Linked DNA regions of Homo sapiens: all the other regions are linked to region 2. The links are chromatin contacts, found by Hi-C or POLR2A ChIA-PET in ENCODE. All regions are on one chromosome and are shown on one strand. The core of a region is the stretch at or near the end of the contact, and the rest is flanking DNA. Distances in the headings are between cores, read along the strand shown.

What was found. Hi-C counts contacts between places; a loop is a spot of excess contacts on that map. ChIA-PET counts read pairs that join two places held with the same protein, here RNA polymerase II (POLR2A). Pooled maps may share reads with other maps.
Region 1: a map of CD4-positive, alpha-beta memory T cell shows a loop between it and region 2 (9-fold over the local background). The contact joins the promoter of PPM1D here to the promoter of MED13 in region 2. A Hi-C loop is called at or near these places in 1 of 168 maps with a recorded cell type or tissue (CD4-positive, alpha-beta memory T cell) and 12 of 50 pooled maps. POLR2A ChIA-PET finds 5 or more read pairs at or near these places in 2 of 52 experiments (A549 and Caco-2).
Region 3: a loop to region 2 is called in a map of gastrocnemius medialis, with 5 times the contacts of the local background. The contact joins the promoter of SMARCD2 here to the promoter of MED13 in region 2. A Hi-C loop is called at or near these places in 1 of 168 maps with a recorded cell type or tissue (gastrocnemius medialis), 1 of 37 single-sample maps with no recorded cell type and 7 of 50 pooled maps.
Region 4: a loop to region 2 is called in a map with no recorded cell type, with 7 times the contacts of the local background. The contact joins the promoter of MAP3K3 here to the promoter of MED13 in region 2. A Hi-C loop is called at or near these places in 1 of 37 single-sample maps with no recorded cell type and 8 of 50 pooled maps.

The regions. Positions count from the first base shown.
Region 1 is chr17:60,598,403-60,604,534 of GRCh38, reverse strand. It overlaps PPM1D (protein phosphatase, Mg2+/Mn2+ dependent 1D), which reads right to left and starts at 4,342. Exons shown (of 6, transcript NM_003620.4): 1 at 3,649-4,342. The coding sequence starts at 4,120. RefSeq lists enhancers at 4,223-4,272, 3,433-4,420, 4,421-5,409.
Region 2 is chr17:62,062,389-62,068,019 of GRCh38, reverse strand. MED13 (mediator complex subunit 13) reads left to right here and starts at 2,742. Exons shown (of 30, transcript NM_005121.3): 1 at 2,742-2,880; 2 at 4,719-4,953. The coding sequence starts at 2,815. RefSeq lists silencers at 1,952-2,031, 2,822-3,101 and enhancers at 2,082-2,341, 3,252-3,351.
Region 3 is chr17:63,840,097-63,846,189 of GRCh38, reverse strand. It overlaps SMARCD2 (SWI/SNF related BAF chromatin remodeling complex subunit D2), which reads left to right and starts at 3,505. Exons shown (of 13, transcript NM_001098426.2): 1 at 3,505-3,731. The coding sequence starts at 3,516. RefSeq lists a cis regulatory region at 1,514-1,903, silencers at 3,013-3,182, 3,553-3,782 and an enhancer at 4,503-4,582.
Region 4 is chr17:63,619,868-63,625,297 of GRCh38, reverse strand. It overlaps MAP3K3 (mitogen-activated protein kinase kinase kinase 3), which reads right to left and starts at 2,881. Exons shown (of 16, transcript NM_002401.5): 1 at 2,535-2,881. The coding sequence starts at 2,538. RefSeq lists silencers at 2,131-2,180, 2,421-2,480, 2,571-2,960, 3,571-3,640.

The DNA.
Region 1 (6,132 bases), core at 3,093-5,592, 1.5 Mb after region 2:
AAAAGGAGACTACATAAACAGGCTTTTGTTACATACTACAGGAAAAGCACCTGTGATTGTCTGAGTCATGTAATGAACTAGCCACATTTTTCATGGACCATCATCTTTACTTGAGAGACTGATAAACTGTGTTAATAAGACTTGGGCATTTGGTGTACATCTTCAACATGAACAAAGTGAGCTTTTCGCTTCAAGAAAAACTGACAGTATTTGTTCTCAATGATACATTTCTAATTGTTGCTTGAAAAATACATTTTGGATAATGTGTATCCACAACAGTGAACTAGATAGCTTCCCAATATTTAAAGAGTTTTCTGATGAGATCAGTGATATTAACAAACATGATTTTCTTTGATATTGTATAATGAAATGTGTTGCTATTCAGAGGACGTTCTTAACTGAGTGAACCATTATTTTCCAAATAACTAATGCACTATGTCACAAAAATCACACATGGATGAGATTCGTTCAAAGTACAAAATAGACCAATGGATCTTAACGTATTAAGTATGAAATTCATTACTAAGGTTTCAAATTCCAATTCAGCAAACTTTAAGAAACTACTTTTCTTCCACCTTTCTCTGGGGGGGAAAATAGCTACCATTTTAGTGCAGAATATCCACAATTATCTGAAAAGACTAATAAAATATTTCTCCTTTTTCCTACTACATATGCATGTGGGGCTGCTATTTCTTTAGATACTTCAACCAAATAGCGCAAGAGATTGAGTGCAGAAGTGGATATGATAATTCAGCTGTCTTTTTTTTTTTTGAGACGGAGTCTCACTCTGTTGCCCAGGCTGGAGTGCAGTGGCCCAATCCCAGCTCACTGCAACCTCCGCCTCGCGGGTTCAAGCAATTCTCTCTGCCTAAGCCTTCTGAGTAACTAGGATCACAGGCATGCACCACCACACCCGGCTAATTTCTGTATTTTTAGTAGAGACAAGGTTTCACCATGTTGGCCAGGCTGGTCTCAAACTCCTGACCTCAGGTGATTCGCCTGCCTTTGTGTCCCAAAGTGCTGGGATTACAGGCGTGCGCCCGGCCATTCAGCTGTCCTCTATTAAGCCAGACATTGAAAGAGGTTTGCAAAATGTAAAACAACCCCACTCCTCCCACCACTATTTCTTATTTGGGGAAAAAAGTGTTTTTTCTTTAAAATATATATATAAACATATAAGTTTGTTTTTAAAGAAATATTTTTAAATTGCCTAAGTTTAAATTTCTCATATAGTAAATACTGGAAGATGTAGCCCACATAAAAACTCTCTGGGGTCCTCAATAAGCATATAAAGGGTTCTGAGAGCAAAAAGTTTGAGAACTATTACTACAATCCAATGAGCACTACAAAAGTAGAAAAAAGGGTGCTCAATTCCAAAAGAAAGTAGTCTTCACAGAAGAAAACATACTGACTGGGAATCTACATGATGGATATATTTTTGTTTGAGTTTTCCTTGTTGGGGGGGCAGGGTGAGAGAGGCAGAATCCAAGAAAATGGAAATGGAGTATTTCCATGTGTCCTGAAAAAAGGTGAGTAGAGACTAATGTAATGGAAATTCGTGTAACAAATATAATTTACTGGAGAGGCTGAATATGTACAGGAAAGGGGTTGGCCTGCAGATTGCAAACTACAGTTTACTTTACAGAAAATGTGGAGCCATCCAAGAATTTGTGATTGAAAAAAAAATTTAAACCTTCGTTTCCTTTGTCAAGACTCCCAAAATAATTAGCATACTTTTTTTTTTTTTTTTTTTTTCAAGCTTTGAGGACGAAGTCTGAGGTCTAGCTGTGGTACAAAACAAACTTTAACATTTTTCTGGAGTATAAGGCTCTAAACTTTATGCATCATAAGAGTGACAGCTTAATTCGAAAAGTCTGTGTATGTAAAACTAAACCATACATATTTACATTTAACAGCATGGCCCCTGCTTTATTAAAAAATGTTCCTGAAGGTCCGGCAGGGTAGCTCACGCCTGTAATTCCAGCACTTTCGGAGGCCGAGGAGGAAGGATCGCTTGAGCCCAGGATCGCTTGTTGCCCAGCCTGGGCAACAAAGTAAGGCGGCCCACACCCGTCCCCCGCCCCTGCCCGTCTCTTAAAAAAAAAAAAATTTAATACTAATGTAACGGAGTTTATACCTTAAAGATTTTTTATCCTTAAAGTTCAAACATATGGCAAATTCATGTTACTCCAAGTATACTGCAAAATAAACAGCACTCTAAATAGTTCTGTGCCTAGTCTTCCTCTCTTGTGCTGCTGTCGACTTCTCGTTGCCCTGCAGTCAATGATATCACATATTTCTACAATACACTACAGTGCTTTCAGCTCTACGGTGCCTACACAAAAACAAAATAAATCCATAAAGAGGGGCCCCTGGGATGGATGGGAAACGCCTCCAACAAGCCTAGTGGCTGGTTTTTGAGTCAATCAACTAACTCTTGGCAGAAAGCCAAGCAAATGGAAAACAGACTTTGAAACCGGCTAATCTACAACTCTATGACAATACCTTTCTAAAAATGTTCTGTATTTGCTAAATCTAACTCTTTTCTCTATGTCTCTATCCCTCTGCTGAAAATAAAGCAACGTTATTATGCTGCCATAAACAAGGTTTTTTCCCACCACTGGAAGTATTGTCTTCTTTGCTCTAACAAAGATGCATGCCATTTATTCACTGCAATAGATAAGCAATTATAATGCTGTAAGATGATTCTGTAAATGTTGGGCACAGAAATCCTGCCTGCTTTACAAACATTTAAAAAAACTTAGATGAAACTACAACTACACCGAAATTTTTAGACATTTAAGACCTTTATTTCCTTCTAGCATACAGTAATTCCTTGCCTTTTCTTATTTTGATGGGCAGTTACAATTTATAAGTACTTTTTAAACTAGGAACAACCGGTTGGGAACTATCTGAAAGCAATCAGCTAAGGCAATTTCCAAAAAGAAAACCCAAGCAGAATCTAACGCACACCCTTAACACGGGGCCAGTTTTTAAGAGGTAACAACACGTTCCGCGTTTTTAGTTTTCATAAGCAGTACAGGTTTATGATCCTAAAAACATCTCACCATCATTACAACGGAATTCCTTCCAAAACTTTAAGTTGCCGGATGGTTACGTTTCAGCCCTTCTAAATTAGCTTACGCTTTACTCCAGCAACCAACCCCAGCAATCCCGGGTCAATCTGGAGAACTGACACCACCGGTAGGAGGCAACCGAGAGGGATAAGACTTTCAGGAGCAGAATTATGACAGATTCTCTAAGGAAACACTACAGTTTTTCCTTCGCCTGGCCCAGGTGCAACATCGATTTATCTTTTGGCCAAAATCTGGCGCCAGGTTTCAAACACGTTTCCTCTGGTTGCCACCAAAGTGAAGCAGGGAAGGGAGTGGACTGCTTCCCATTGATCCTTGGAGGATGGAAATAAAGCAAGAATAGGCTGCAGGGAGACGGCAATCCTATCTTCCCCAAGGCCGCTTGGTTTGCCCGGACCTCCACCCAGCAAAGCGCTATTACAGCTTTTAGTCACTTCCATCAGTGTATACTTTGGTTGCGCTCTGGGTGCCGGGGGCCCACGCGGGGCTGGTGCCATAAAAGCCCTGAACTGCCTGAAAAAGGGGCGGGCGCCAAACAAGCCAGGGAACTTACCCAGTTTCTTCCACATGGCAAGGTGACAAGCGAGAAAGCCTTTGCGGATGGCAGCGCAAACCTTAGCCGGCTCGGACGAGGTGAAACCCTTCTGCTTCTTGATGAAACCCCACAAGTGCTCCCGGGCAAACTGTGCCGCCTCCCGCCCGCCGTGCCCGTCGCACACGGCGAAAAAGGCCACGGAGGAACGGCGGCGGCAGCAGCGGCTAGGTGCCGGCGAGGCCCCGGCGTCCGGGAGAGGGTCGCGAGCCTCTCGGGCTGCCACCGCTGGGCCTTTCCCCGAGACTTCGCCGCCGGGAAGGGCGGCCGGCGACGGCCGCGGAGGCAACGGCTGAGACAGCGACCGCCGCGGCGAGGGCTTTTCTTCAGCCGTCGGTTCGGGCTCCACAACGATTTGAGTAACGTCCTCCATGTACTTCCTCCCGCCCTGGTCGGAGAAGACGCTCACTCCCAGCGAGTACAGCCCCGCCATGGCCGGCTGGCCGGGATCCCGCCGGTCCCACGCAGCCCGCCGAATCCGGCGGCGGGAGACACACTAGGCGCTCGCCGGCCAACTATTGTTTATCTTCGACGACGCCGAGAAGGGGGAGGGGGCGGACCCGGAGAAGGGGGGGCGCGCGATGTCTGGACTTGTCCGCGAGAGCTGGGCCGGAGCGCCGGAGCGAGCAGAGCCAGGCAGTTGCGCCTGCGCACTGCGCTTCCCCCCACCGCCCGCGCCCACCACACAAATCAGGCGTTCTCCCCCGCTGACGTCACTCGGCTCTCTAAGCTCGACCAATCCGGAGTCGAGTGGAGCGAGCCCGCCCTCCGTCCCCGCCTTCGCTCCCGCCTGCGACGGCCGCGCTGCCTCCTCCCGCCGCTGGCGCTGGGCCCGCGCATCTCCTAGTTTGCTTCCCCTACGCCGCGGGCGTTTTCGCCCTCCGGGTTGTCGGCAGTTGTTGATCCTTTCCCGAGCGGCTTGGTCTGTGTAGGCTTTTGGCTCAGTCCAGCGTTCTTAATGCGGCCTGCTGGCCTTGGCGTCCCGCTGCTTGCTTTGCTAGGAAGGTGGTGTGGGCTCGGGCCCCCAGCGAGTGGAGAATGAAGGGAGAAGAGTTCACCCTCCTCCTAAGCGAAATGGCGGGAAACCTCCCTTCCAAAGGGCGATTGTGAGCTGGCCGGAACAAGTGCTGCACCCTTGAGCTGGATCTGGGTGGGACGTATTCGACTGGGAATGGAGGAGGGAGGGAGTCCAGTTCTGTTGTTTAAAAAGCACTTAGGAAATTTCCACCGTCAGCTGCACAGTCTCGGTTCACATAACTAGGTATGTCAGAGACGTAAGAGGGCTGTATTCTAACGAATTCCTAGGCAGATCTTTTCAGCTTTTGTTAAAGGTAGTGCTCGTTCCGACCAGCTCTGGATACAGCATTTTATTCCTGCGGTATCACTTCAAGTTATCACTTGAAAATAACTGACAAACACTGCCAAGAGCCCCAGTGCTCTAACGGTTTGGTGATCGTCCCCTCTCTTCACCGAGTCGGTCACAATCCCAACGCTAAAACCTTTGCACGGATTTTCATGGAGTTAAGCCGCAGAGCGAGGAATACACTAGTATTTGCTCAGTAGCATACGTTTTGTAGTTGAATCACTTTAAAGTTCACTTTTCCCGTTTTTGGCCATTTCTTCATCAATCTGTACTTTCCTGTAAAACCTTTGAGATTTTCAAATGGCCTAAAAACAGTATGGAAACGGGAATGGGGGGAATGTACATACAGTTGGCACAAGAAATAAAAATAGAAAAAATCTTTATATCAATAAAAATATAAATAAGCAAAATCAGCTCAAGAAAATGTAGAAAATCTGAATAGATCAACTAAGTAAAAATAAATACAATTGAAGATATTCATTACCCCAAAAAGCACTAGACCAGATGGTTCCAGGGCATGGAAACGCTTGAAAAAAAAAATCCCAGCTTGTTTGGAGAGGTAATCATAACCCTGTTAGTAAAACCTAAGCATTATGAACACTAAAAGGAAACCTACAGACCCTGTTTTGTAACGATGAATACAAAAATCCTAAATGAAATATTAGCATTGTAATTAGGGAGCAGCCTCCATATCACAAGAACGGTTTGTGTAGCTCTATATTATTCATCTTACCGTTCACCACGTTTGACCCAAGAGATTACCAAAAGATAATTCCATCATGCTTTATAATCCTTTCCACCTCAATCACAACCAGTAGGATCTGCGTCATCCGTTTATTGCTCTAGTATCTCCATGCTACTCTCTGCTTCAATTACTCTGATTCCATATCCCACTCTTCACCAAATATCCTAACCATTTCACTTCACACTTTTGATTTCAACATCTGCCATCAACCACTTCCCCTTTATTCTTAGCCTCTTCTGTAAATGTTCCCATCAACTTCCCATTCCAACTGAAACCCGGTTTATCACTTAGCAAAACTACCTCCCTTGCAACTTTTCAAGTACAGGAGGTTATTTTT
Region 2 (5,631 bases), core at 1,493-3,992:
GGTTTCAGGTATATTCTACCTGCCATTGGAATCCTGAGGATGGTGCTCAAGTCAGGGGGTGGGGGCAATGGGAGGGCAAGACTTCTAAGGAGAATGGAGACCCCTTTAGATGTGAGGAGGGCATTTCAGCCTGAGGAAAGCAGCGGAACAAAGATCTGAGGAGTTTTTCAGGGAACGGGAAATGGGCAGAGGAGCGCTTACCTCATTGGATCTGGGGATTGCTGTCTCCTGGTGCTGGCACTCGGTTATAAAGGATGCCAACCTTAGTTGATTTGAGCTCCTGGATTGAATTAGTCCTGGTTGCATAATTGACTTTGATATGTGGACTTTGGGTTCGAATTAGGTTTAATAAGATTTAACTGCTTCAAAGGGCTTTATAAGAATTCATTTTATCCTTCAAATCTGATTTCAAATGCTACCTACTTTATGACAACTTCTCTAAGTTTGATGCTCTTCTTCTAGTGCACTTACTATGCCATAGTAGGTACATACTTTATTCAAGCAATTACCCCCATTGTATTTTACCTTATTCTGTAGGAAATGTTTCCTTTAGTGCCTCTCTTCAGGAATCTTGAGGGACAGGCAGGTATCTTATTCCTATTTGTATCCTAGGCCTAGCACAGAGCAGGAACACACTCAATTGAGCCAGCAGGTTCTCAATGATTTTTAAAATTACATTAATAATTAACATTAAGTAAGCACTGTGGCAAGCACTGTATCTACATTGTTTCATTCACCAGTCATTTTAGAAGAAAAGTACTTTTATTACCCCCATTTTACAATAACCGAGAGAAAGCAAAATTAATTTGATCTAAGGTCAAATATGATCTAAGACTAACTAGTGAGGGGCAGAACTTTTTCTCCAGGCTTTGGGCTTCAGATCTGGGCTCTTCACCACCACAGATGAACAAGTGGATAAATGAGGACTTCTTTTCATTCCGTGGCTGAAGAAGTGACATGGAAGAGTCTACCATTCATTTTACAGATACAATTATGTATCTGTAATACATAATACATAATTATGTATCTGTAATACATAAAATTACAGTAAGTCCTAACTCACTGATGTTTCTAACTTCTGAATCATCTTTTTCTTCTTCTTTCTTTCTTGCAATCCTAAAACCGTCAGAGAAACTGTTTTGAACTCATATTGAAGTGTAACCCATCCAAGCACTGGGTGTTTTATGGGAAAGAGAATAAACCTTTTGTTTGGTTCTTACTTCTTACCACCCATTCATTTGTAACTATACAAATATCAAGCACCTACTGTGTGCTAGGAACCTTTTTTTAGGCACTAGAGAGACAGAAGTAAACAACAAAAAAATAGTGAGACCTTTACATACACTAGTTCTCCTGCTCGTCACAATAACTATATGAGGTAATGATGACAACAATAATAGTTAACTCTTAACAGTGCTTATCTGTGCGGGGCACTGGGCTACCTGCTTAATTTGTATTAACTCATTACAATAAGCTTGTGGGGTAAGGGATATGTTTTCCCCATTTTACAGATGAGTAAAGACACAGAGCAGGAAGTGATTTGCTCAAGCTTGGAACCCAGGCAGTGTGGCTCTAATTCCCAGTCTATTAACTACAGGGCAATATTTTGTTTCTTAAATTTATATCTTCATATCACAACTTTTAGGTTGAGGAGTCTTATCCCCATCCAGATCATCTGACTCCCAAATCCAGAGGTTTGCACCTGCACCCCAGCGGCCTCGCGAAATAAATGAGAATGTCTTGGAATTTTTGCCAATACTTTCTCTTCCAAAGAACTCAAACTGATTTCCACGTAATTCTCACTGATTTGTGAAATGAACCTTCCTGGACTGTAAATTTCCCCGCAAAGAGAGGGCCAGGGCCCCGGGTCGTTTTATACTGGCCGGGGCACCCAGCAGATGGCGCTATGTTAGTGGCCACCAGCTGGCTGCCCCGTCCCCCGAGCTCACCGCCTCCGCCGAAAGCTTCCCGGCCCTCCCTCGCTCACTTCTCTCTCCCCCTCCCAACCGAGCCCGGGCCCACGTGACCTCAAGGCGGCCAATGGGTGAGCAGAGAGGGCGAGCTGGTCCCTGTGGCCGCCATTAAAGCGAAGGGAAAACCCGTGAATTCGGATTAAAGGGGGAAAAACACCGCCCGCTGGGCCCACAAAATGGGGGAGACTACGGCGTCCAGCCGGTGAGGCCACAGGAGGGCAAACTTTAGGCCGGCTTGGCCCAGGAACGACACGAAGACAGAGCCAGAGAATGGTCTGAGCCCGCAGACGCCGCCACCACCTCCGCCGCTGAGGAGACTCTGGGCTTAAGGACATCGCCGCTGCCGCGCCGGGGGCCTGGGCTTCTCTCCCGGTTCTCGCCCTTCCCGCTCCTGTGCGGGCGCCTCTCCGCCCGGGAGAACCGTCCTGGGCTTGGGCTCTGCCGTCTCGGACTTGATTTTGATTATTTATTGTGTAATTTATTATTTTTCTTGTGGTAGGGGCACACATCCCCTCCGTCCCCCAGAGAGGGACGAGCGTCTGCGGGATCCGCAGTCCGGCCCGCCAGGCGAGCGCGGCGCGGCCCTCCCGCCTCCGGCCCTCGGCCCCGGGCGGCTGGGTGCCGGCCGGGCGGCGGGGGCTGCTCGCGGCGGCGGCGGCGGCGGCGGCGGCGGGGGGGTGGGTGGGGAGGGCGGGCGCCCGGCGGCCTCCTCTTCCACCGCCCCCCCAACCACTACCCCCCCCCCGGCCCTCCCCGGTGTCTGTGTTTCTCTCTCTGGTCGGAGGCGGCGGTAATGGCGGATGGTGGGTTGTGGCGCCGGCGGCGGCTGCTGTGAGGGACGATGAGTGCCTCCTTCGTGCCGAACGGGGCCAGCCTGGAAGATTGTCACTGTAACCTCTTCTGCCTGGTGAGTGCCGGGGCCGGCGGGCGCCGAGGGAGGGGGGCCGCGAGGTGCGCCCTTGGGCCGTGGGGGAGGGGGCCGGGTCTGGTCCAGATGCCCGAGTTCCCGGGCGAGGCCCAGCCGGAGCCGGCGCCCTGCGAAGCTCCGCGGCCAGCCCCGGGAGGCGGCGTTCGCTCTCCTACGGTCCCGGGCTCTGTTTAGGGGAGTGTTGGCATTTTTTCTCGTCTTGTTTCGGACTCTCCTTCTCACCGTAGTCTCGTCCTCAACTTGAGCTCCTTATCTGGCAGGACAGTAACCTTTCCCTCTTGTCTTGCTTAACTGTTGCTTTTCTCCTTATTGGCCCTGTATCCCTGCTTCACACTTTACATTATTGCCCCTGCTCCCCACCGCCTTTATGTCTTACCCTTTTAATTTGGTTTCCCCATGTAAACAGGACCCCAGAACTTAAGCCCTAGAAACCTGTCTTGGTTTTACATTTTTTTTGTATGAGTCAAACTAACGCCAGGTTAGTTTCTTTCTTGGGTGACTTAAGATCTCTCTGTAAAAGCCAGTAGGTGCCATTTCATATGTTTTCTTTTTAAACTTTGAAAACAGTTTGCCATTTTTGACAATTTCTAGCCATCTTGCTTTTATTAGAACATGATGTTTTTGTGAGAGTGAAGGGGGCTAGTGGACGAGGTGCTGTGGTTTTGCACTGTTTCTATATTTATTGTGTTTTGGTTGCTTTTTCAGAATGTTTTGAGCAGGCTGCTCCCTTGTTTGATTGAAATGGAAAGTCGAGAGAAGCGGGATGTAGGGATGATCATTGTGTAGGTTAGCCCAGGTCTGGTAACATCCAACAGTTAAGGCTTTCAGAAGTACCAACTGTTGCAAATAACTTGTCCTGTATGGGACAGTAGCTGAGCTTCATCAATGACTTTAAGTTTGGGTGACTTTACTTTTTCATTTTCTCCTTTGTGCTATGAGAAATATTAAGAGTATATGATAGGTAAGTGAGTTAAGTGGGAGGAGCACAACTAGTTGGCAAGTGTAAACTGCCAGTCATGTATCAGCAGTTTCATTTTTGGCACCTTATGCTTTGCTCCTTTAAGTTAGATTAAATTACTGAATTCCTCTTGTCGAATTTCTTAACGCCCATGCTAAATTGAGATCTTTAATACTCTATCCTCGTCTACAGTATGTTTTTCTTTTCAATGTCCATTAATCAGCATCTCTTCACATGTAATAAGACATACACCAGGTTTTATATTTCTATCTTATCCAACTCAGTCTATTTTTGGTACTTTTAGGATCAGTTCTTTGAAGATAGACTAGCACAAATCTGACAGTTCTTTGTGAGTAGCTATTTGACTTTTCCGACAGGGGTGTGTGTGAAGAATTAACATAGATTTTTTCAGAACTTGTTCAGATGTCTTTTCATTAGAGACGTTACTTCTGTAAATGTGGAATAAAAACCCATGATAGGGTCTTTAATAATTGATTTTCAGTTAAAAGTTTGACACCAGTGAACAAATGTGACCAGTTAGGACAGAGAAAAATGTACTCTGTTTGCATATTGAAGTGTGTGTCTATATTTAACATCATTCAGTTTCTTCTGTTTCTACTTGGAGTACATATTTGCTTGCTATTCAGTGACATGGTGGTGGTAATTTTTAACTGTATTCTTCTCCCTAAAATTCTTGGTTGTTGAATTATAAAGTCTTTTTTTGTTCTAATTTGCAGTCAATATCTCAAGCATACATTGAAAAATTGTAATGTCTTAATGAAATAAGAGACATCATATTGAGTACTTTTGACTTTGAGTGAATATGCAGTAATAAAACTTAATGCTTTCTTTCCTTCAGGCTGACTTGACAGGAATTAAGTGGAAAAAATATGTATGGCAAGGCCCAACTTCTGCCCCTATTCTGTTTCCTGTGACAGAAGAAGACCCCATTTTGAGCAGTTTTAGTCGCTGCCTTAAGGCAGATGTACTTGGTGTTTGGCGGCGAGATCAAAGACCTGGAAGAAGAGAATTGTGGATATTTTGGTGGGGTGAAGACCCCAGTTTTGCTGACCTTATTCACCATGACTTATCAGGTGAAAGAAACTTTCCATTTCTAACTAATGATATAGCAACATTGTATACTTCTCCCAGAATGTCATATGTATTACAAATTAAGTTTGTTTTTGTGGGAGACTTAGGAGGCCAGATAAAAATTCAGCTTCATTGTTTTATTTCACCATGATTATTTTATTTTACTTAAATTATCCATGTTGTTATAGCTGGGTTTTTAAGGCGTGAATGACTTTCTCCTTCCACCACCTCTCTTCTTAATTTCTCACAGGTAGTTAGGGCCCGAAGAAGGCATGTTACATTAATCTAAAAAAATGGAATCAGGAAACAGAGTTCCTAACAAAGTCGTGTAATAGTTTAGAAGCCAGATGTAACTTTTGAGTCACTTCAGCCACTGCTGAAGTTGAGTCTTTTGCATTGAATAGGCAGATGATTCTAAAAGTACTGGAAATGTAACTATCCGTGTGTGTGTGTGTGTGTGTGTGTGTGGTGTGTGTGTGTGTGTGTGTGTTTTAAGGCATGTATTTTGTTATTGTCATTTGTGCTATTTGATTAACTTATGAAGGCATATGTTAATTTAGTTATTTTTGGAAAGTGACTCATATACTGTTCTGTCAAACATAATAAGAGAAAAGTGCCAACTTGTTTAGCTTTTATGGGACATGGGATCATAATCTAAAAGGTTACACAAACAATTTTAT
Region 3 (6,093 bases), core at 2,256-4,755, 1.8 Mb before region 2:
ATGGATAGGGCCAGGCATGGTGGTTCATGCCTATAATCCTAGCACTCTGGGAGGCCAAGGCAGGAGGATCACTTGAGCTAAGGAGTTTGAAATCAGCCTGGGCAACACAGCGAGATGCTGTCATAAACAAATAAATACAAAGACAAACAGATGAACACATTGTGTTATATACATACAATGGAATATTATTCAGCCATAAGAAGAAAGGAAGTACTGATACATGCTACAAAATGGATGAACCTCAAAAACATTATGCTAAGTGAAGGAAGCCATGCCCAACACCCACCTATTATGATTCCATTTATATGAAGTATCCAGAATAGATAAATCTAGAGACAGAACCCAGATTGGTGGGTGCCAGAAGTTGGGAAGAGGAAGAAATGAGGAGCAACTTCTAATGAGGATGGAGTTTTCTTTTGGGGTCATTATTTTGGACCCCAAAATTTTGGACCTAGGTAGAGGAGGTGTTGCACAACATTGTGAATGTAATATATACCACTGAATTGTGCAATTTCAAACAGTTAATTTTATTACGTAAATCTCACTTCAATTTAAAAAAATAGCCAGGTGTGGTGTATACCTACTCAGCTATTCAGGAACTATCACTTGAGCCCAGGGGTTTGAGGCCAGCCTGGGCAACCTAGCAAATCACTGTCTTAAAAAAATACAAATTTTAAAATAAAAAGATAAATTGAGAGAGAAAAAGATCCTGCCTTCGTAGAGTTTATATTTTAGTGGGTGAGCCACATCAGACAGTAAATCAGCACACACTTAAGTAATGATGTACTGTGATAATCACTTGGTGGGAAGTAGGGTGTGAGAGAACAGAGAGGCTCTGAGATGGGAAGGGGATGGGTAGTTTGAAAAACTGCAAGGAGACCATCTGGGCCAATGCTTGGAGAGCCAAAGGCAGTGATTTAAAATGAACCCAAGGAGGTAAGCAGGGACCAGGTCCTGCAGAGCCTTAAATGTCACAGGAGGGAGTGTGACATTCAATCTAAGAGCAATGGGGAGCTGGGGAGGGTTTTAAACAAGGGATTGACAGGAACTGAGTTATATTTAACCGTTTGATCTGCTTTATTATTATTGAGACAGTGTCTTACTCTGTCACCCAGGCTGGAGTGCAGTGGCACGATCTCTGCTCACTGCAACCACTGCCTCTTGGGTTCAAGCAATTCTCGTGCCTCAGCCTCCTGAGTAGCTGGGATTACAGGTGTGCACCACCACGCCCAGCTAATTTTTATATTTTTAGTAGAGACATGGTTTCACCATCTTGGCCAGACTGGTCTCGAACTCCTGACTTCAAGTGATCCACTCACCTTGGCCTCCCAAAGTGCTGGGATTACAGGTGTGAGCCACTCCACCCAGCTGATCTGCTTTTAAATGCACTTATTAGCTTGCCCCTTTTCTAGGGTAGAAAAAATCTTGTGTTTTCTGATGCGACCCACTGGGTCGCATCAGAATTACCTAGGAAGCTTATTTTTCAAATACAATACTGAGAGCCATTGGATTGGAGGGGTGGCTGGCGGAGGTATTTTGGAGTAGCTTCCCAGAGGACTCTGATTCTCCACTGCCCCTATCACTTTGAGAATTACTGTTGTTCTAGAAGCTTAAAAGGATTGAAATGGATATTAGCTGCCTTATCATGAACTCTTAACCCACTTTACAGGGATGGGAGGGGCCATGATTCAGTGACTTTAACAATTCCAGTGGCCAGTCCCCAGACTGACAGGTTATCGACTCTTGGGGCAATAGAGTGGGATCTCTAAGTTCAGGAGGTAAGAAAACAGCAGCAGCGGTGTTTATCACTAGAGGCATGAGGAGAACTAATTTCTAAAAAGCACTGGAGAACTATACTGTAAAAAAGATCTGGGGTGCTATGATGCAAGGAAGGAAGTATTACTTGGTTGGGGCTGGAAAAATAAAGCAATTATAGTAAAAAAACTAAAAAAAAAAAAAAGTCTAGATCCCGGCTTCTTGACAGTGTGGTCTGAGAAGCAACAGCATCGCTGGCAGCTTGTTACAAATGCAGAGTCCTGGGCCCTGCCACAATCTGCATTTTTAATAAGAGCCTCGAGTGTTTTTTATGTGCTCATTAAAGTTTAAGCAGCACTGGTCCATATCACGGCGAGGAGATCCAGACCATCAGAGGGTAGGCTCCCTGGCACAGCTGACGCATTTTTGAATACTTTGATACAGCACAGTGTACCTGAAAAGATACTGCATTTTTGAAAATTAAGTGCTATAAATACTGGAGAAAGACCTCTTTTTTTAAACTGCGGGGAGGTTTCTCATAAGCCAAATTTCTTTTGACTAGAAGCATTTTCTGGGGAGTAAAGTACCAGGCTTCCTTAAAGTGAGGCGGAGCCACGTTAAAAATGTGCGGTAGAACTCAGCCTTGGCCAAGTCGACCGTTCACCAGCTGGGTCAAGTCTGGAGCCTCCTAGGTCCCTTGGCAGTTCCGAGCTACCAGCATGAGCTTTTACAGGAAGTTGAGTTGGCTGCTGTTCTGCCCCACAGAGCAGCTGAGTCTTTTTTTTTTTTTTTTTTTTTTTTGATGAGTTTCACTCTTGCCGCCCAGGCTGGAGTGCAGTGGGGCGATCTCGGCTCATTGCAACCTCTGCCTCCAAGGTTCAAGCGATTCTCCTGCCTCAGCCTGCCGAGTAGCTTGGATTACAGGCGCCCGTCACCACACTCGGCTAATTTTTGTATTTTTAGTAGAGACGGGGTTTTCACCATGTTGGCCAGGCTGGTCTCGAACTTCTGACCTCAGGGGATCCGCCCGCCTCAGCCTCCCAAAGCGCTGGGATTACAGGCGTGAGCCACAGCTACCGACTCTGAGTTGAGTCTTTAACGCCGAAGATGCAGAAAGGAGACTTGACAAAACTATTTTCGGGGAGTGTGGCCGCGGAATTCGGTGAGGGTGCTATACCGGGAGAGAGTAGTAGCAACGGCTCATTCACTGTGAAGCCCCTAAGTGACCTTAGACCTCTGACCCCGCGCCTCACTCGGCGCTTCCGCGCGCAGCTTCCGCTCCCGCCCCTCCGACGAAAGGCTGGGCCAAAGGTGGGGGGGTGGGGCTCTGAGGTCGGCAGTTAGGGGCGGTGCCCGCTGGGGGCGGGTCTCGCGAGGGGCAGGATTCGAGGAGGCACTCGAGCATTGGGCACCAGGTAGAGGCGGGGCCTAGTGCTGGGCTGGGTTGGGCGGGGCAGGGAGTTCGTAGCCGCCTCTGGGTAACTCGACTCGGGCGGCCAAACCTCCGGAGGCCGGGGACGGAAGGCGGGCCCGCAGCAGATCCTGGATCCGGAATCTCCCGGGCAGGAGCGGAATCTGTCCCGAACCGGGTCTGTGAGGAACTCGCGAACTTGGATTAGGAAATCCCGGAGCCCGGATCGACAAATCCCGGAACCCGGAATTAAGATCGCCAAGTCCCGGATCGCGGAGCACAGAGCACGGAGTGGACTCGACGCGGAGCCCGGAGTCCGGATCGCGGCACCGCGGGACGGGACGGAGCGATGTCGGGCCGAGGCGCGGGCGGGTTCCCGCTGCCCCCGCTAAGCCCTGGCGGCGGCGCCGTGGCTGCGGCCCTGGGAGCGCCGCCTCCCCCCGCGGGACCCGGCATGCTGCCCGGACCGGCGCTCCGGGGACCGGGTCCGGCAGGAGGCGTGGGGGGCCCCGGGGCCGCCGCCTTCCGCCCCATGGGCCCCGCGGGCCCCGCGGCGCAGTACCAGGTGAGCAAGGAGGACGCGAGCGGACGGGGGCGAGAGGCGCTGCGAGGGCGCCCGGGCCGGCGGCTGAAGGGGCCTCGAGTGAGGGCCCTGGGGAATGCATGAGGAACTCCGGGAGACGGTGGAGGGCGGGCCGGGACCCTCGGGCTGCGGCGGGTCGCGGTGGAGAAGTGGGAAGGGGAAGCAGGTTCTGCAGCGGAGGGCTGGAAGCAGCTGGGAGGCCTGGGGGCTTCCGCGGCACAGGGATTCCGAGTGACTGGGAGATGGAGGAGTTTGGGGAGCCAGTGAATTGTGGCGGGTGGGTTGAGAAGTCTAGGGTAGGAGGGCTGGAAAGTGATGAGAAAGTTTGGGAAAGGGCCCTCGCTGAGAAACCGGGGTTACCCTGCATCGGCCTTGGTCCCAGTCCAAGTCTGCCCTGTTTTTTCTGATTGGGAACTGGCGGAGCTCTAGCGTGTCTGAGATGGCTCCCGGCTGCTAATAAGGAGGAAGGAGCCTGGCTTCCCACGGGCACGGGACGCTGAGGCTAGGGCCAGGGGATTCCAGCTTGTGCACGGGCGGACTTTACTCCTGAGGCAGGGCCAGGCGCCTTCGCTGGGAGGACTCCAGCTTAGACCAGAGACGGTGGTGGCCTGGCCTGAGGGGAGGCCCAGCCCAGTCACAGGCCGGCTCTCTTCTGGGCTTTCTGCCTCCTGTCATCGTGTCCGGGAGTTGATTAGTCTGGACGTGCAGAGTGGAGCCCTGCTGGTCTGGGGCCGGAGGAGTCTGCGAGAGTTGCTTCAAAGAGTGCTGTCCTGACCCCTTTGGGGTTTTGAGAGCTGCTCAGATTGCAGCTTCAAAAGCCCTTGCAAAGCAGCGACTTCTGCTCAGTGTGTGAGGACCTCAGCCTGACCCTGCCAGTGCTCTAGTCTGCTGTTCAGGTTGCCCCAGAGGGCTTGGAAACTGTGCCCATCTGCCTTGTCACCCTCTCTGCATTTTTATTTGGCCTTCAGGTTCTAACTCCACCACGTCCGAAGCCATGTGCCCAAGCATTTGACACTGGCTTCTTGCTCATCTACGGGTTTGCTGTGGGCTTCCTCTGTTTTCGACTCATGTCTCCAGGCAGAGGTCCTTAGGGATCCTCGTGGAGTATACACAGCCTACCTGCCCCACTGGGCCCTCACTTCTAAGGAGATGGCTTAACTAGGGACAGTGACTGGATTTTTTTTTCCTTCTTACTCCTCATTCTTCCTCCTTTCTCAAGAGAAAAGAGAGTCTGGGTATGGGCAGAGACAGACCTGGTCCCAGGGATTCCAGCTGGGGCTCATCTCTCCCACCTTGCTGTCCCCGTTGGGGATTCATGGGCCCAGGGTGTTGCTGAGGGCTCCCTGCATCATTCATTGTAGCCCTTGGGCCTGCCCACTGAGACCTGGCCTGGGCACCATCTGTGGGCCTTTGGCCTTGGAAGGACCTGGAACAGACAAGCCGCTCCAGTTTCCTTGGCATGCAAGCCATAGGAAATGTGCCCTTGGGACAGCCCCTGAGAGGATGGATTCCACATGTTTTGGTGGGGGGTGGCCTTGGGCCTGTGGCAAGGCCAAGCTGGCTGGCTGGTTAGGCCTGGGCTGCTAGCTGTGCGGAAGTAGGAGATGGCCCTGAGTCTGGGTTTCCCATCCCACTAGCTTTCCTCCTCCTGGCAGGAGAGGTAGATGGGAAGGAGAACCCAGCCAGCTAACTTTGGCTGAGTTTGAAGAGGATCCTATTTGCCTTCTTTCCAAGTCCAGTTGTATGACTGCCAGGAGAAGGGACTTGAGATCTGGGAAACAAAGGGGTTCCTGTCTGTTAGGGCTCATGAGATGCACTTGAAAAGTGAGAATTTGAGGCCCAAGCTGAGCAAATAGTTGAAAGAAGGGAAGTGATGACCTCCCTTCCTCCAGAGGGTGGTTCTAGCTGTGGATCACAGTTAACAGAGGAACCTAAAAAAAGAAAAAGAAAAGAAAAAAACCTCCAGGGCAGGATATGGTGGGCTCACACCTGTAATCCTAGCACTTTGGGAGGCCCAGACAGAAGGATTACTTGAGACCAGGAGTTCAAGACCAGCCTAAGCAACATAGTGAGACCATCATCTCTTAAAAAAAAAAAAAAAAATTTAGCCAAGCATGGTGGTGTGCGCTTATGGTCCCAGCTACTCAGGATGCTGTGGCAGGAGGATTGCTTGAGTCCAGGAGTTCAAGGCTGCATTGAGCTATGATCCTGCCACTGCACTCCAGCCTGGGCAACAAAATAACAAAAACCTCAGATTGCTGGGTTCACTCCAGAGAGTTCAAAAAGTTCAAAAAAAAAATTTTTTTTTTTCTGATACGGAGTCTCACTCTGTCGCCCAGGCTGG
Region 4 (5,430 bases), core at 1,632-4,131, 1.6 Mb before region 2:
CAAAAAAAAAAATTTCCTATTATTTACAGAGATAAATAATTTCCACTAGAAATTCATTGGGGCTAACAGACAATATAAAATCTGACATGTTTTTATTAACCCAAGTTGTCAAACAGGCTTCAGTCTTGGGCTTAGAACAGCTCAGGAAAATGTGACTGTTACTTAACCAAAGAACCTGCAGGGCAGAGACTCAAGTTTTAGTCCTTTCTTCATGAGGCTGGAGTTTAACAAGTATAACTAAAATACTAAGAAGTCTATGTTTCTCTCTTATCAATCCTTTGAGTTTATTTAGAACTACAGCAACTAAAAGCAAACTAACTAAACTGGAAATTCAAATTTTCATCACCAAAATGGAAACTAGTATTTAAGAGAGAGACTGTGTGTGAATGTATCTGTGTATACATATCCTCAATGAGCTCTATACAAAGCAAATTGAACAGCCAGGTGTCAAGAAGAATTCAATATTAGCTCTAACAGTGTATCAAGGTCATCTACTTTCCCCTCACAAAAAAGATGGAGAGAATTGTATGGGGGAAAGTGAAGAAAGCTAGGGCAGTGGTTCTTAAACTAGCTTGCCTAATATACTGCAGCCACCAGGGAAGTTAATTCCTCTTGCATGTTCCTTTTACATGTGTCTTCACGTAAAACTGACAGGAGGACAACTGATGTGGGGACAAATGAGAAGATCCTGAGGTCCTGGCCCTTTTTTCTTTGGGGCTCTAGACCCAGCCTATATAGTTTCCTTCCTCCCCATCATTGGTCTCCATATACTCACACACTTATAAACTTTTTGAAAATGTCTTGAAATGTGAAAACAGGTTCATATCTATTTTCATGTTAGATAATGAGATGTAGTCAACACATGTGGGCACTCTAACTGGTGTAGCAGTCAACAAAGTAGGAAGTGGATGGTCTACATACCCTTAAGTATTTCACACTCTCCTTTGGGACTAACAGCTGCCCCCACAGGACAAGAAAAAAGACTTGTAAGAAAGACTATCACAATACAGGCTCATAAATCAATTCGAAGATTTATTCAAAATCTATAATACAAGATAAATGTTTGAATCCTGGGGTAGACAAGAATTCTGTGTCTCATCTATAAAAAAATTCAATAAACATTTCTTCAATTATATATTTAAATACCAGGCCTTACTGGGTTCCTTTTATGTCCACTCTCACAGCAGACCTTCCCTCAGAAGAGCACGCACTTCTGAAGGAAAGCATGAGAAGGAAACAGTAAGCCCAGCAAATGAACAAACCCTTCTCATACTGTATGAGGGACAGCATGAACTAGAACAAGGCAATTCATTCAAAGCCAGGGTGTAGAGATGGGTCACAAAACAATATCTGGCGAATTTGACATAGCGTACAGTTAACCTCCTACAAAAAGGACTTGACCTTGCTATAGGGCAAGGCAAACATTAAGGCTCCCTCTTCACATGGGGCACTTCACAGAAGCAACGGAACGTTTTGCAAACGATCCTCTCACTGAAGTTTACCCTTTTATTATTATTTAGGGCAATACCAAATATTTTGCAAAACTTGTGACAACAGTATCACAACACCTGTCTGGGCAGGAGAAGTAAAGAACGTTTAAAATGTTATTTCTTAGTCTAGTCCAGTAGTCATTTGCTAAACTACCAAAAAGGATATGGAATATAATTCAACTCAAATGCTACGTGCGGAAGACATTAAAAGCTTTCCTTAGATTACATCTTCACAGTAGAAATTGTAAATACTGACAAAAAGGAAGTGATTTCAGAGAAATTCTTTTGTGTAGCAAATGTTTCTTTCAAAAGTTACATAATTTCAGGGATACCGCAAGAAAAAAATAATGGATTAAACCCCTGCAACGGGATTTTTCAAAAAGTAGGATGTGAATTCTAACTGGCAGCATCCGACCAACTCCTGACCCCCAGCAATCTGCGTGCAGCACGCATTTGTCAACCGCGCGCTTGATCACAGCTCCAGTTTAATCGCCTCCTAGCCGAGCCCCGCACGCCCTCCCCCCTGCGCTGGGGCGCGCACAGGGCTGGAGAGCAAGCCCCGGGAACTCTCACAGGCCGGCCTGTGTGAGCAAAGGGAAGGAAATGACACAGGCAGGAAAAAAAAGCAAATCAAGGAAAAGACACAACAGCAGCTGGGCCTGCGGCAGCCTCCAGCCCGGGCCCCACACTGCGCTCTTGCTCCCCCGCCCTCGGGCTCGCGGTCCGGCTCGTTCGGACCAGGCTGCCCCGCGGAGCACGGGCCCTCGGTCCCGCCGCCGCTTCCCCGGGATGCGCCCGCCGCGCCGCCCAGAAGGAGGGCTGCCGAGCGGGCTCTGCCGGCCGGGCCGCCCCGCGGAGCCAGAACCCCCGCCCGGGCCGCGGCGCGCGAGCGGGGCGGGCGGCCGGCCGGCCGGCGGTCCGCAGCCCCGGGCCGGGCGGGCTGTCCATGCCTGTCAGGCGGTGGCCCAGGGTCCTCCTCCCTCAGCCTGGGGCGGGGCGTCGCGAAGCAGCGCGGGCACAGGCCGGGGCGGTGGCGACACTTACCCATGGTGGCGATGGCGGCGGCGGTGGCTAAGGTCCGTGAGTGTCACCTCCGCAGCCGGGGCTGCATGCCGGGGGCCCGGGCGGCGGGGACGGCAGCGGGCCTGGCTCCGCGCGGGGGGCGCGGGCTGCGCTCTGGGCCCCCGCCGCCTCCCCAGGCTCCGGCTCCGGCTCCGCCCGCGGCCGGGCGCTGTGGCATCGGCAGGGTGGCCCGCTACATCCCGGGCGCTCCTGGGCTCGGCCCAGCCCGGCCTCGGCGGCGCCGCTCGGCCCGCCCGCCCGCCAGTCCCTCAGACCCGCAGTCTCTCCGTCCGGCCACCGTTCTCCACCTCAGGAACGCTCCGAAAAACAAACCGCTGGTCGCGCAGCTCGCCCCCCTGTCTGTCACTCACGCCGGCCCCCACCAATCCCAGGCAGCCGCTGGGCCGTCGCACCACCCCCACCCACCTCACCAGCCAATAACAAGAAGGAAGTCGGCAGCCCCCGCCGTCCCCCTCCAACTCTCTCCCAACACCCTAACTCTCAGCGGCCAGCTAATCATCAGCACCACACGATGAACCAATCCCGCCTACTCTCACAGGATGCCAATGGGCGAAGCCAAGGCGGTTTCCGAGGGCTGTCTAGCGCCTGCCAATCATCGGGACAGCGCCCGGCTCCCTGCGCTGTTAGCCAATCACGTAGAGGCCTCTAAGCCCCCGCCTCTGCGCATCCCTCTCTGGTGCTGTCTCCCTCTCTTGGGAGAGATTGGGAGGTGTTGGTTGTTCCAATCACAGCTCCGGCGTGAGGCTCCGCCCACATTCCCACCTCCCGTCAGTCACCGAAGGCTCGGCGGGCGCGCGGGCTGGCGCAGTTCCCCGCCGGCTACTTTAGGGCTGGGGTGAGGAGTAGGCGGCTGCAGGGGGCCCTCAGGCCTTCCGCCCTCCGGGTTCTCGGAGGCCCCAGCGATCTGGGTGGTTCCAGAGGGTGGCGTCCTGCTCCTCCCCGTGCCCAGCACAGGGCGTGTAACGAGTGGGGAGGGTCTGGCCTGAGCACTTCCCGGCGCGCGGCCACCTCTGCGGCCCCATCCCCCGACTGGTCCTCCGGTCCCGACGCTGCTCTTGCCCCGGGCAGGGGCGGCCGGCCCAGCCCAGCTTTCCCTGTCTCACACCTCCAGGGCCACACCCTCTGGTCTAGGTACCTCAGACACCCGAGGCTGGGATAGTGCTGGCATGTGGGTCCCTGGAAATCTGAGTTCCGCCAGAGGTTCTTTCAGAAAATAACTTTTTTCTTATAAAAGCAACACGAGCTTTTTGTAGGAAAATTGAAAAATGCAGAAAACTATGAAAAAGAAAAGATCCCACCCCAGAGATAATCTATTTCCTACCTAGATAGGCGTTTGACAAAAATGGCTTTGTATTGTTTTGTAGTATGCTTACATTTTATTCTGTTTTCCCGTGCCACCAAATATCCTTCCAAAACAATTGTACTGATTGCATGATGTTTCAAAATTAAAGGCACCATAATTAATTTCCCCAACCTTTTCATTGTTCAACATTTTATACACTCAGATCTTCAGATTCCAAGTCCACCACAATTAATGTGGGCTCCTTTCTCCGGCCTCTGTTCCAGTGTAATATGTCAGGCTCCAGAATAATCTTCCTCAGATGTCATTGTCCACTGTCCACTAAGAACATTTAGTGGTGGCTTTGCCTTGAGTGTCAAATCCCTTAAGAATTACCTTGGGCTCTCCCCTATTTCTTTTCTTTTTCTTTTTTATTTTTCGAGATGGAGTCTCACACTGTCGTCCAGGCTGGAGTGCAGTGGCGCGATCTCGGCTCACTGCAACCTCCGTCTCCCGTGTTCAAGCAATTCTCCTGCTTCAGCCTCTCAAGTAGCTGGGATTAACAGGCGTGCGCCACCACGCCCGGCTAATTTTTGAATTTTTAGTAGAGACGGGGTTTCGCCATGTTGTCCAGGCTGGTCTCGAACTCCAGACCTCAGGTGATCCGCCAGCCTCGGCCTCCCAAAGTGCTGGGATTACAGGCGTGAGCCACTGCAAGCAGCCTCCCTTATTTCTTTACACTCATCTCCGTATATTTAATCAGCCCCCTTGTCCTGTTTTCTTTTTCTTCCAACAAGCTTAAGCCTGCCATATTCCCACTTGATTTGGTCTCTACCCAGTTTACTGGAGTTCCTTAACTATAATAATCTCTATTCTTGAAAGCGGGGATAAAGGGGAAAGAAAATTAGTATTTATCAATATAACAGGCACGTCATTGCATTTAATTTTTCCAATAACTCTAAGGTTATTATGCTAATACTGTGGGCATTTAAATGATGAAAGTGAAGCTTAGAGAGGTTAAGCACTGTGTCCAAGTAGTGGAGCCAGGATTCATACCAAGCCTGTGTGACTCCCAAAGGCCATGTTCTTGCACTAGGCCAGTGTTTCTCAACCTTTTTTTCATTATCCACCCCTGCCAGGAAAAAATTTTAATTTAAATTACTTAATTAAATTTAAATTCTCCCTAAGAAGAGAAATTAAATACTAAGGAATAAGATTTTGTCAGGTAGAGTAGAGCCTTTGTAAAAAAAATTTTCTGTAGAGTTGGGGGTGTCCCACCATTTTGCCCAAACTGGTCTCAAACTCCTGGGCTCAAGCAATCCTCCCACCTCAACTTCCCAAATTGCTGGAATTACAGGTGTGAGCTGCCATGCTCCTTTCTGTTTTCCCAATTGCTAAAGCACAGATGCTGCTCGACTTACCATGGGGCCATGTCCAGATAAACCATCAGATGAACAATCGTTAAGTAGAAAATGCATTTAATACACCTGACCTACTGAACATCATAGCTTAGCCAAGCCTATCTTAAGCGTGCTCGAACACTTAAGTTAGCCTACAGTTGGACAAAATTATCTAACA